2 separate regions of the Homo sapiens genome follow, and region 2 is linked to region 1. Evidence: chromatin contacts called from ENCODE Hi-C or POLR2A ChIA-PET data. All regions are on one chromosome and are shown on one strand. The core of a region is the stretch at or near the end of the contact, and the rest is flanking DNA. Distances in the headings are between cores, read along the strand shown. Region 1 overlaps LINC02427 (long intergenic non-protein coding RNA 2427). Region 2 overlaps IRF2 (interferon regulatory factor 2).

Region 1 (6,652 bases), core at 1,712-4,211:
GAACATGAAATGTATCTCTATTAATGCCCGTGTGAGGGCCCAGAGGTGCCTTGGCCCTGGAGTCAGGAGATGTGGGTCCCAGGCAGTGCTCTGACATGCCCTAGCTGAGCAGAGCTGCTCTCTGGGAGCCAGTTTTCTGCTTGGTAAAATTAGGACAATATGCTCTATCTTTCGGGTTGGGGAGGGTGGTGCGAGGAGCAGAAATAATGCGTGGAAAGCAATCTGCACCGTGCCTTGCAGGAGAGGAAGCTGCTGTTCCTGTTTGCATGTGCCAGGCCAGTTACTGTAGAGATGTACGCTTCATTAAAACACCGTCATCTTCACCAGGCTGCAGAGATACCAGGGTTACAGCACAGCTGAGATGAGGAGCTGACTGATCCTGTTGGGAGGACCTGGAGATGATTCATGGTAAGAGCACTACAGGAAGAGAGAGAAGCATCTGCTTCCTCGAGTGCCAGGGTGGCAGAGAGGCCACCGGAAGTCTTCACTTGGCTGAAGACTTGCAGTGAGTCTGGGGTTTAATTCAGAGGATTGAGAGAAGGCCAGCACCATGGGAATTGTTCAGCATGGGGGTCCAGGGCCAACAGAGAGAATTCTGATTGTATTCAAGAAGAAAGGCGAAACTCGGAGCTAGGATAGCTGAGCTGAGCAGGAGGTCAGAGAAGTAGGAGTAGCATGCAGAAAGTGGGCCAGCAGCCGGGAGAGGCCTGCGAGGTGGGATGTGCACACGGCTGATGCTGGACACCTGGAGCCAGGGCGTGACGGGGGCACTGGCTGACTGCCCAGGGCCCATGCCTTATCCCCCGCCCCCACCCACCACGCCTGCCCACACTTTTCTGTGTGGGTCCTCACCCAGCCTGGCCACGCTCCAGTGGCATCCGCAGCTCTGCTCTTTTCCTCACCCACAAAGAGCACAACAAAGAGGGCAGCAAGGTTAGGCCAGGTGAGAGGCCACTCACCCTGGCCAGCAAGTATGGGTGAGGCAGGACATGCCAGGCCCCTGGCAATCCAGAAGTCCCCTTGGAAGAGATGGAAGACGCAATTCCATCCAGCAAGAACCAACCCTCTTGCCCACTTACCAATCCCATTCTCTCCACGTAGCCCTCCAAAGCAACTCCCCGAGCATCTTCAAAGCCGGAGGCCTGGAAGTGATGAGAGGCCAACATGCGCTCTAATGAGATACAGCCCTGGGTTCCACTTCATCTCCTTGAGACTCCAGCTTTTGCTTGCTCTCTCCATGTCCACCTTCCCTTCCTGACTGCCAGCGGCAGCCGGCAGATCATATTTCCATGCGGCAGCTCAATGCACTCAGCCAATGCATAAAGGAAGCCAGTGGAAGGTTATCAATAAATAATGGATCAAACAGGGAGAGTGTGAAAGATGAATACTGGATGTTTTCCAGGACTTTGCACAGTCATTCATATGCATATATACCTTGCAAATTTCCAAGAAGAAAATATAGCATGTGGCATGTCTCAAACTTGATTGTTCTATAGAAAATGTTATGAGCTCAACTGTGTCTCCCTAAAACTCACATATTGAAGCTCTAACCCCCAGTACCTTAGAATGTGATGGTATTTGAAGATAAGCCTTTTAAAATGGGAATTAAGGTAAAAGGGGGTCAGGAAAGTGGGCCCTAATCCAGTTTGACTGGTGTCCTTATAAGAAGAGGAGGCTAGGACACAGACACAGACACTACACGTGTGCACACACAGACGAATGACCATGTGAACACACAGCAAGAAAGCAGCCACCTGCAAGCTGCCGGGCGTGGTGGCTCACACCTGTAATCCCAGCACTTTGGGAGGCCGAAGCAGGTGGATCACGAAGTCCTGAGTTTGAGATCAGCCTGATCAACATGGTGAAACCCCATCTCTACTAAAAATACAAAAATTAGCTGGGCGTGGTGGCAGGCACCTGTAATCCCAGCTATTCAGGAGGCTGAGGCAGGAGAATCGCTTGAACCCAGGAGGCAGAGGCTGCAGTGAGCTGAGATTGCGCCACTGCACTCCAGCCTGGGTGACAGAGTGAGACTCCATCTCAAAGAAAAAAAAAGAAAAAAGAAAAGAAAACAGCCACCTGCAAGCCAAGGAGAGAGGATTCAGAGAAACCAAGCCTGCCAATATCTTGGTCCTGAACACCCTGCCTGCAGAACTGTGAGAAATCAATTTCTGTTGTTAAAGCTCCCGTCCATGGTGTTTTGTTACGGCAGCCCTAGCAAACTCATGCAGAAAACCTCTTACTATCTGCATGATCTGTTTAGGATGTGCTGAAATAGTATTATTCACCATTTCAATACTATTTTATTTATTTATTTTTATTTTTATTTTTTTGAGATAGAATCTTGTTCTGTCACCCAGGCTGGGGTGCAATGGCACGATCTTGGCTCACTGCACCCTCCACCTCCTGAGTTCAAGCGATTCTCCTGCCTCAGCTTCCCGAGGAGCTAGGATTACAGGCACGTACCACCACGCCCAGCTAATTTTTGTGGTTTTTTCTAGTAGAGATTGGGTTTCACCATGTTGGCCAGGCTGGTCTGGAACTCCTGACCTCAGGTGATCCGCCCACCTCAGTCTCCCAAAGTGCTAGGATTACAGGCGTGAGCCACTGCACCCGGCCCAATACTATTTTATTAAAGCTTTTCTATTTTCTTATTTTCTAAAAATAAGTTTATTTTTATTTATTGGTTATCTAGTATCACTGATTTCTAAGTACTAACTTTCCCCATCTTTGTGTGAGTTCTTTGCACCTGATTCACATAAATCCTTGAATGGTACCTACTCTATAAATAGACAAACGCTTCCCGTGCATTCTCAGCCTGCATTCATAATCCCTCCCTAACCAGCCACTGCGGTGGCTTTGTACTGTGTCAATGTACCTAAGCTGAACTATGTTTCTCAGAAAATCTGAGCAAAATTTGGAAGGCAGAAGTGAAACAGCAGTCATATTTACAGTCAAAGTCTGTGTAGGGCCAGGCGCTGTGGTGGCTCACACACAATGCCAGGCAGCCACTGGCTCAATGTATTGGTACAGGGCAGCAGCTGTGCCTGCAGTTCCTCCAGCTCCCACCAGAACTGCTTCTTCAGCTTCACTGAATCTTGGGTTTATGAGCAATTCCATGGTGAAGGGCACCAGCTCCTCTGCAGGTCATCTTCATCATCAGCGCTGGAGTGTTGGAGGCCTGAGAGGCTGACGTGGAAGACATCAGTTTCAGTCCATCCACAGGAGTTCCATCTCCTCCCTGCAGGTGCAGCTCACGCCTACTCTCTCCCACTGCACATCCATTTGCCAGCCCTGCTGACTTCAGGCCCACTTCTGGACACAGGGGCAGCAGGTTGCAGCTTTCATAACAATGTGTATCCTAATCTCTTTAATAAATTCCTTGTTTTGCTCAAGGTGGTTTTGCTTCTCTGATCAAACTTTAATGATACAGATTTTGGAAACATCATAGGTGCTGCTGCAGTTAAAAACCTAAAATGTGTGGCACTGGCTTTGGGGCCAGGCAGCGAATAGAAGGTAGAGGGGCCTTGAGAAGTCTGTCAGTGAGGCCTTCAATAAATATGATGAAAATATTGTTGAAACCTGGAAGAAGGAAGACAGGTTTGTGTAGCGGTGGGAAGTTTAGCAACATTGAAACCCAAGATAACTTGGAAAATAGAAAATGTATCAATGAGCTGTATGACTGAGTGGAGGGAATTGACAGGCACACGGGCCACCTAACTTCTAGCTGCCACAATAAAATAAGAGAGAATGGGCCAGGCGCGGTGGCTCACACTTGTAATCCCAGCACTTTGGGAGGCCGAGGCGAGCAAATCACGAGGTCAGGAGTTCAAGACCAACCTGGCCAACATGGAGAAACCCCGTTTCTACTAAAAATACAAAAATTATCAGGGCCTAGTGGCGGACGCCTGTAATCCCAGCTACGTGGGAGGCTGAGGCAGGAGAACTGCTTGAATCCGGGAGTCAGAGGTTGAAGTGAGCCGAGATTGTACCGCTGCACTCCAGCCTGGGCAACAGAGTAAGACTCCATCTCGAAAAAAAAAAAAGAAATGAAAATAAAAAATAAAAATAAATAGGCTGGGCGCGGTGGCTCACGCCTGTAATCCCAGCTACTTGGGAGGCTGAGGCAGGAGAACTGCTTGAATCCAGGAGTCAGAGGTTGAAGTGAGCTGAGATCGTACCAATGCACTGCAGCCTGGGCGACAGAGTAAGACTCCGTCTCGAAAAAAAATAAAAAGAAATGAAAATAAAAATAAAAATGAGTAGGCCGGGCGCGGTGGCTCACGCCTGTAATGCCAGCACTTTGGGAGGCCGAGGCGGGCAGATCAGGAGGTCAGGAGATCGAGACCATCCTGACTAACATGTTGAAACCCCATCTCTACTAAAAATACAAAAAAAATTAGCCTTCTGTGGTGGCGGGCACCTGTAATCCCAGCTACTCAGGAGACTGAGGCAGGAGAATGGCGTGAACCCGGGAGGTGGAGCTCGCAGTGAGCCGAGATCGCGCCGCTGCACTCCAGCCTGGGCAACAGAGAGAGACTCCATCTCAAAAAAGTAAATAAATAAAATTAAAAATAAATAAAAAATAAGAGAGAATGGATATGAGCTAAGGAACCCATGGCAAAATATAAAGGTGGCAGGACTTGCAGGATTTGAAAAAAGGAAAAAAAAAAAAATGGTTTGCCATTCCCAGCCTCTCCAAATGGCAAACATCTCAAAAATTAAGAAATGGCTTGTGGATCTGGTTCTAGTTAAAATGGAGTGAGCCGATGCCATGGTAGCTCCCCAACAGGTTACTTCTAAGAACCCCAGAGTGGATACATAAAGCAACTTAATAGGGACTCTGCAAGGAAAAAACAGCAGGTGGGTTGGAGAGGGAGAGCCGAACTCCAAGAAAGATGAATAAGGTGGTAAGTTTCCTCTTCTTCCCCTTCCATGTCTCTTGACATAGATTCAGGGCAGCCAAACCCAGAACTGCTTAAGTGGCAGGGACAGGAAACATTTCAAGAGAAATTCTCTCTTTCCAATCAATGGAATAGGAACAGGCATCCCTGCATGGCAGAGCAAGTGAGGGAAACCTGGCTTTATTCCATCCTGACCTGTCCCGATGCCATAAAAGAGTAAGACTTAGGGGTCTTTGGTGGGAGATGAGTGTATTTTGCATGTGGGAAGGGTGTGAGTTATTTGCCAGAGGACAGGCTGGTGGACTAACGTGATCCAAAGATGGTGTGAGAGCACCCCTCGGCCCACATGCTGTTTTCATAATGTGATCTTGTCACCTCCCATCAAGAGGTGAAGTCTATGTCCCTTCCCCTTGAACCTGGGTGGGCTTTTGTGCCTGCTTTAACCAATAGAGGATGGGAAAAGTGACACTCTGTGACTCTAAGACTAGATTATAAAAGGCAATGCCATATCCTACTGGCTTTTTCTTGGGATACTCACTCTTGGAAACCAGTGGCCGTGGTGTCAGGAAGCCCACACCACACGTTGAAGCCCCAGCTGAAGTCCTGTTAGTCCCAGTAATCCTCAGACTGTAGGAGATAATAAGAATGAATGAATTTTTTTATTTTATGCCACTAAAGTTGTGATTGTTTGTTATAAAGGAATAGCTATATAACTCTCCCCAAAGACCTGAACTGTAAAGCAGGAAGCCAATTTATTACTTTATAAGAAAGATTAGGTCTTTCCAAAGACTACTTACTCCATCCTCGGCAGCCCCTTCCAGGTATCCAGGTCCCTTCAAGGCTACTGGATGAATAAGAAAACAGAGCACAGAGACCCACAGGCCTGGTGACACCTACTGAAGCTCCTGCCCCAAGCTGTGTCCACCAGTGACTGCCATTTCCTTTTCCCACCCTACCCCCAATGCTGGCTGTCTCATTTGTTCTGGAGAGGGTTTATGTCCACCCATCTCCTGCTATTCATAGTCATTCTTTCCTAGATAAAGCAAGCACAACAGATTCATGTTCTTCCAGGTCAGTACACTTATTATGTTCAGTCTCACAGACGTTCCTGTAGATGTCCCGATACAACACACTGATTCATCAGGAGCATCACTCCTTAGTCAGTAGTTTACTGTTTATTCATTAGTCTGACTTCACTCATTACCTTTTTATTCTTCTTCATTGCAGTCTGAGAGGTTAACTTATCTCTGAGTTGGGATTGTCTTAGTGTCACCCCATGAACTGATATACATGGTCAGTCCCACCTATCAGCCAAAAGCAATGCCTAGTGACTTGTTTGGGTGCCGAACAAAGGGTGTTCATGTATCATATCTTGAGAAAACATGAAGCTTCGCACATGTACTTGTCCACCTAATATTTTCATTCTGAGGCACATGGGGCTGATTGGCTGCACTGAGCCACACGTTAGCATAACCCCTCTGGTTACTCTCAGTCCCTTGTTATAGGACCAACAGGTTCATGTGTTCACTATGCAGTAACAGAACCATAACACAGAGACAGCAGGGTTTGCAGCAGAGAAAGTTTAAGAATCTCAGGGTGCCGAGCAAGGAGACAGGAGGAGACCCTCAAATCCACCTCCCCAAGGAGTTCTTGGCTGGGGCTTTTAAGGGGATCATGAAGGGGAAGGGGCTGGATAACTGGGGTCCTTGATTGCTCATAGGGGGATGAAATCATCAGGATGTGAAAAC
Region 2 (6,652 bases), core at 1,276-3,775, 100 kb before region 1:
TTCCATTTTATAAATAATTATATATTGTTTCCAATCTATATAGAAATTGAATTTCAAAAGATTAAGGAGTTTGCCCAAAATCACATGGTAAATAAAAAACTTCAGAAGCAGGTCTAGAACCCACGCCTTTTGACTTCTAATCTCGTGCTCTTTCGGTATAAAATACAGCCATGATTTGGTTTAGGCACTCGAGAGCCATGGTGGGAGAGAAGATCACCGCGGGGCCGGTGACTCCGAGACAGGGATCTGTAGGTGCCTGGGCCAGGCTGTCCCTGACTACAGGCTGCATACACCTCACCAGGGTGACAGAGTGCAGGAGGAGGCAAGAGTGGGACAGGGCAGCGTGCACCTTGCACCCCGTGAGAAAACAGCATCTCAGGCTACTACACGAAGGGAAGCACAGGATGTATCCCAGTAAAAACTCAGTAGAGGCCAGGCGCGGTGGCTCACACCTGTAATCCCAGCACTTTGGGAGACCGAGGTAGGTGGATCATTTGAGGTCAGCAGTTCAAGACCAGCCTGACCAACATGGTGAAACTCCATCTCTACTAAATACAAAAAAAATTACCCAGGCATGGTGGCGCATCCCTGTAATCCCAGCTACTTGGGAGGCTGAGGCAGGAGAATCGCTTGAACCCAGGAGGCGGAGGTTGCAGTGAGCCGAGATTGTGCCACTGCACTCCAGCCTGGGCAACAGAGTGAAACTCGGTCTCAAAAACAAAACAAAACAAAACAAAACTCAGTAGAGGTAACCAGTGTCTCAAGGGTCAATGATCTGGGAGCGGAAGTGTGGATGAGACGTGTTGGGCTGGAGCTATACCTCCTGCTGGAACTGCCACGTGTCCACCCCTCACTGTGCCCTGTGGACAAAGCCTTTGCAGCTGCTCCACCATAAGGAGACCCACCACCAACCTCACTGTCTCTATGAGCAGCCACAGGGAGCTTAACTCGTTCAGAGTAATTCAAGTTCAAAGACAGGTATGAAAGCAGTGGGCAGGGCCTAGATCATGCCAGACCCCGGGGACCTGGGGGAACTCAGCTCCTTCTCTTAGGGGCAGTGGTGACATGATGACACTGGCATTCTTTATTTTGTGAGAAGAAGAAATGGGGAGCAGAATGGAAGCAGAGCCCAGGTGACAGCCAAGGCAGGCCCACACACAGTGTCAGAAACAAGGGGATGGACTTGAGAAGTACGGTGAGGGAAGATAGGAGGAGCTGACAGCTAATTATAAACGAGGCAGCGGCAGCCAGGGAGAGAGGGAAGGAGAAAATAATATATAGCCTCACACAAAGATGACAGCTTTCTTGAGTAAATAAAAACTTCTTAAGGCTGAAAACACAGCAGCCCAACTCCACTGCCCAGGTCTCTCGGTTGGCACCTGGTGACTGAGGAGTGGCCCCACAGTCTCACCTCAGTGCCCAGGTGCTCCAGGTCCAATACAGCCAAGAATAAAGTATGTTGTTGTGGGTTCTGTGTCTGGGCATATTGCGATGTAAGGGTTCACATCTCATATGGAGTTTCATCTTGCTAAGAGCATTCTAGGGGTGTGGATAAAATCGAATGCCTTGTCTCAGGCCCCTTCTCCTAAGGGGTGAACAACTCAGCTTCCAGGAAGAAGGCATGGGCACAGCTGACAGCATGGGTGATCTCCTAAGAGGTGGTGCCTTCCATCTAAAGACTCACCCAGAGCTACTTTTTATCTTTTTTTTTTTTTTTTTGAGGCAGTCTCCCTCTGTCACCCAGGCTGGAGCGCAGTGGTGCCATCTTGGCTCACTGCAACCTCCGCCTCCTGGGTTCAATCGATTCTCCTGCCTCAGCCTCCTGAGTAGCTGGGACTACAGGCACCTGCCACCACGCCCAGCTAATTTTTGTATTTTTAGTAGAGACAGGGTTTCACCATATTGGCCAGGATGGTCTTGATCTGCTGAGCTCGTGAACCACCCACCTCGGCCTCCCAAAGTGCTGGGATTACAGGCATGAGCCACCGCGCCCAGCCTCAGAGCTACTTTTTATCTTATAAATAAAATTTCTATCTGAAGCACAATAAAATATGGCAAAAAGAAGGTGAAACAAAGGATATGGGAAGAGATGAAGACCCAGGGTTCCATAGCCCTGTGTCACCGCTGGCCATCCTGAAACCACGGCAAGTGCTGGGGCCAGAGTCTGCCAACCTTGAGTTCAAATGGGTGGCCCTCGTGGGGACCCTAACACTGGTCAGTAAGCTGTGAATCTGCTCTCCTGTGCCTTCAGGAGCCCATGTTGATACTTGGGTTTGCAGGCTTGCCTTAAAAAGCGGCTTGAGTTTCACCATAGATAAAGACAGGCAAGTTTGGAAACAATTCCCGAAAAAAGAATATCCTACAGGGGGCACTTTGAGCAGCCAAAATTAAGACAAAAATCCCAACTCCATGACTTCCTAATTGCCGTATGTCTAGTCACTACAGACTGCTCTAGTTACTCCACAGTAATGAATAGACTCTCTGGTTTCATAGCAATCTTTGCTTTATTAAAGGGTGGGGCTGTGTTTTATCAAGAAACACAACAGGGTTATAGAGCACTGCCGAGACCAGTCAGACAGAATGTCCGCACCTGCAAACTTTTTACACTGCCCGGGAGATGGTTTAAATACAAAAAAAGCACTGCTAACCTCGGCAAGAGGCCAGCGGAGGCCTGTCAGGACAATTCAGCATGCTGCTGGCTTCTTCCGTTTCCCAAAAACAGAAGTCACCATACACACAACAAAAATTCAATGCTGAAAGAAAGTAAAAATAAAAAGGAGTTTTTTCTTCTCCTTCCCCTTAAAGGGAAAGCAGGCTGAGGTCTTTTGGGCACTATTCCTGTGCATCTGGCCATACAGGAGAGAAGGAACATCAGAAGATGTGTCTTCATTGTAAAGAGCCTGCATCTTTACAGGGGGTGCAGCTAGCTACATCTGGAAGTTGTTCAACTGTTACGAAGGAGGGAAAACACTGCTCCTCTGAGACCTCCAATCTAAATTTGGTGCCTTGATTTTTCTCTCGCCTTTCTTTTCTTTTGCAGTATTTACCACACATGGTAACACTGCAGTTATCTGGGGGTGTCTTTGTTTACTATCTCTGTCCCTCCATGAGAAAAGAAATTGGGCCTCCTCCATCTATTTCCTGCTCCTAGTACTGAGTCTGATATACAGAAGGTGCTCAAAAATATCTGCTGAATCAGAGTGGGCCCTTTGGCAACATGTCTCTGTGCCTCAGTTTCTCTGTCTGCCAGGAAGCAGTTGCTGAGAGGACTCGCGAGGACCATCTTCCCTCTCCTTGGTTCCCGAGTTAAATAAATACTCTTTTGCCCACGTGAACCAAATAGTGAAAGACTGGGATCGCTAGCCACGAGCCGCCGGGAAACAAACATTTTTCCTGGGAGGTCACCCCAGCCTTCTTCCACGGAGGCTGACCCGTCTAAGTTCCTTTATCTGATCCTCAAAAGCCTTCGTTTCTCAGCCTTGAAATCTGGGGGCTGGAACTTGCATTCTGAGATGATTCCAAGACCTCCTCCCACTGACTATGTTATTTGAAGTTCTCTGTTTTACAAATTTTAGGCCCCAGGGGGCTGCTGGTATGTATAAAAAATGAGACGTCAAAACAGTTTACCTATGATGTTCACCGTACTATCCACTTCATTTTTTATAGTTGAAGTCAGGACCGCATACTCAGGAGAAAGATCACTTACTCCATTACTAAGCCCCAGAGATGACTCAACTGGTTCTTGCTAGGAAGAAGAAAAGAAAAAAGAATTGAGAACACTTCCTTTCCCCTCCCTTCTCTTAGCTGAAATTCTACCCTCTGCCTACTTTCTTTAATGCTAGGGTCATTCATGTTCAGCTGCCGAATACATTCATCCCCTGCTTCTTTAAACTGGCCTGTTTTAAAGCACATTTCTGCCCAGGGTGCACTGCTGGGTATTCAGCTCCTTCCATTTTCCTTCAAGGAAACGGTACCGGCCCATCTGGCTTGCCTTTAGGAAATGCTTCCACCTGCAGACAATAGCTTTGGGGCTACGCAGAGCTGCATCATTGTCTCTGTAAAATGCTGCACTGCGTGGATTCTACACTCTCCTCCTCTGAGGGGGTGCTCAAAAGAATCAATGCCTGGCTTTCACCAGGGAGGAATCATGCTACCTCTTTCATAATTATTTCTTAGGAAAAGCTCTGCCTCAGTGACTGGCCCAAGAACAGGAGCCCAGAGGACATTGTAGATGAATTCTCTGCAGATAAGTTTTGCCATGGCCTCTGGCCACCTGAGGCCCTGCATTGGATGGCTGGCTGATCACCCTGGCCTGAGTCCAGCCGGGCAACCCCACACCATGGGCTTTACATAAATGCCCTTCAGGTGGCTGAATATCTCATCCAGCCCAAGAATTCTGCACGTGCACACTAATGAAATAATGAGAACAAATTCCTTTCCCTTATTGGAGCTCTAAATGTGTGCTTTTTTTTCAAGTGCACCAGAACCCTCCACTCCCTTGTACTAAACAGCTCTGCAAAAGCCAGCCCTGAGGTGCCTGTGGACGTTCAGCTCTCAAGGTAAGTTTGCATCTGCTGCTACGATAGCAATCAAGTCAGACAAAAGCCACACAGGACAACACCCAAGGAATCCAAAGCGGAAGAGGGTAGAGAGCAGAAGGAACACAGGACTGGAAGCAGAGGATCATGCAAGTAGACGTGACTGTGCTTGGAAAAGTCAACAGTGGTCGGCTCTGAAACATGGTGGGTGTTCTCATCAGCTTATTTATACACTACTTGGAATCAATCCCCCCAAAATCCTCAAAAAGTCACTAACGGAAGGAGGGGAAATAACCTCCTCCTTCATAATCCCACCTGGCAAACTCCCACCTTAATAACATGACTTCAAAGGCATCACTCCACTGTATAGCTCGGTTTTTAAACAAACCATACACTGCCTGGTTTACCAGATGTCCCGAAGGTCCAGCGTAAGGGCAGGCCCAGAATATCCATCCCTACCAGGCACGATTTTTACTCCTTTCTCCCCCAGCATCTTGCACTCTTCTCTCTTACAAGTTCTAAATAAGAAGTCTGCCTTTTCTTGGGCCAAGCACGGTGGCTCACCCTGGAATCTCAGCACTTTGGGAGGCTGAGGCTGCAGGATCGTTTCAGCCCAGGAGTTCGAGACCAGCCTGGGCAACATAGCAAGACCCTGTCTCTACAAAAAATGAAAGCATTAGCCGGGTGTGGTGGTGCACGCCTCTTGTCCTGGATACTTGGGAGGCTGCGGTGTTGGGAGGCTCTCCTGAGCCCGGGAGTTCAAGGATGCAATGAGCTATGATCATGTCACTGCACTCCAGCCTGGGTGACAGAGCGAGAGCCTGATTCTTAAAGACAAAAAAAAAAAAAGTCTGCCCCTTCTGAAAACAAAAAACAAAAAACAAAAAAAACCCACTTGCCTGTGACCTGGGTGAGTCAGCAGGTTTTCCCTTCCTTCACAACCAAACTTCCGACCCGCTGTCTGCCTTTCCGGACTTCGCCTCTCCACCTGGGCCCCCATTAGTTCCTGTGGTCTCGCTTCCTCTCCACCTGCAGAATCAAGCTCCCAGAAGGGTCTTGAGAGCTCGGGCTTTGGAATCAGAAGGGCCTGGAGCAAAGCCTGGCACCTCCACTCCTCACTGGTTGCAGCTCCTTATTTAACCTCTGTAAGCCACCCTAGGGCACTGCGGACAGTTGTAAACTGAGGACAATAATAGGACCCACGTCATAGGGATAAGGTGAAGATTAAATGAGCTAACTACGTACATGGCACTTACTAGTAAATAAGCACTCACCATTACCAAAGGTCACCAACAAAACTGTGCTCTCCCAAATCCAATGGCCTTTTCTCAAATCCCTTCCCCCAGCCCCATATGCTGACCTCTGATGGACCATGCTATCCCTCCATGGCGGCCTGAACTGTCTGACACTGCTGCAATTCTCCATCTCTCCAACAGCAGCCTCCTTTCTCAATGGCGTCCTCAATGACCCCTGGTCAGTTTCCCCACCCCGAGTCATGCCCCACCTTTCACTAGTCCACCTCCATCTCTTCAACTCCCTCAAAAAGAACTAAGCACAGGCCTCTGAAGAAGTTACAAGAGAACTGCTCATTTGTATGGGCTTCCTTTGCTGTCTGACCTTATTTTTTTAGTCATTCTGTTTCTAGGTTTCTTATAAAAGTAATGAGGCAGTCAGGCTTGCATATATTTAAAAAGCTAAATTAATTCTGATTTCTCCATTGAAGACCTCTAAGTGTTACACATGATCTACAGTTTAATTAGTGACAAGTGATACTTTTATCACTTGAGAAAACGATGACTCAGAGACTAAATTAATTTTCCAAGATCACGCTACTTTTAGCCTGCAGAGACACCGGAACTGAACTCTGTCTTTGGTCACGAAATATGGTTCAATTCCAGGAGCTTTCTGTCTTAAGAAGCCCTTGTATCCTGCCCTAATTCCAGCGGAGACTGAGACACTCTTTTGAACACTGTTCTACTCTCTCTCCACACTTTTTTTTTTTTTTTTGACATGGGGTGTCACACTATCACCCAGGCTAGAGTGCAATGGCGTGATCTTGGCTCACTGCAACCTCCACCTCCCGGGTTCAAGAGATTCTCCTGCCTCAGCCTCCC

What was found. A loop is a pair of places that touch in the nucleus more often than their neighbours do. ChIA-PET counts read pairs that join two places held with the same protein, here RNA polymerase II (POLR2A). Pooled maps may share reads with other maps.
Region 2: a pooled map shows a loop between it and region 1 (3-fold over the local background). The contact joins two enhancer-like sites. A Hi-C loop is called at or near these places in 5 of 37 single-sample maps with no recorded cell type and 11 of 50 pooled maps. POLR2A ChIA-PET finds 5 or more read pairs at or near these places in 7 of 52 experiments (B cell, activated B cell, activated CD4-positive, alpha-beta memory T cell and 2 more).

What each region holds. Positions count from the first base shown.
Region 1 is chr4:184,503,795-184,510,446 of GRCh38, forward strand. It overlaps LINC02427 (long intergenic non-protein coding RNA 2427), which reads right to left. Exons shown (of 3, transcript NR_147158.1): 2 at 5,443-5,531; 3 at 2,666-3,582. Among named protein-coding and RNA genes, the nearest start is that of LINC02427, 30 kb to the right of the region's middle. RefSeq lists enhancers at 31-1,230, 114-203, 254-323, 3,070-3,279. Within about 2 kb of position 2,962, at least 6 of the 41 ENCODE cell types and tissues checked have a DNase peak (open chromatin) inside an H3K27ac peak, as active enhancers do.
Region 2 is chr4:184,404,531-184,411,182 of GRCh38, forward strand. IRF2 (interferon regulatory factor 2) reads right to left here. Exons shown (of 9, transcript NM_002199.4): 6 at 3,628-3,745. Among named protein-coding and RNA genes, the nearest start is that of LINC02362, 26 kb to the left of the region's middle. Within about 2 kb of position 2,526, at least 14 of the 41 ENCODE cell types and tissues checked have a DNase peak (open chromatin) inside an H3K27ac peak, as active enhancers do.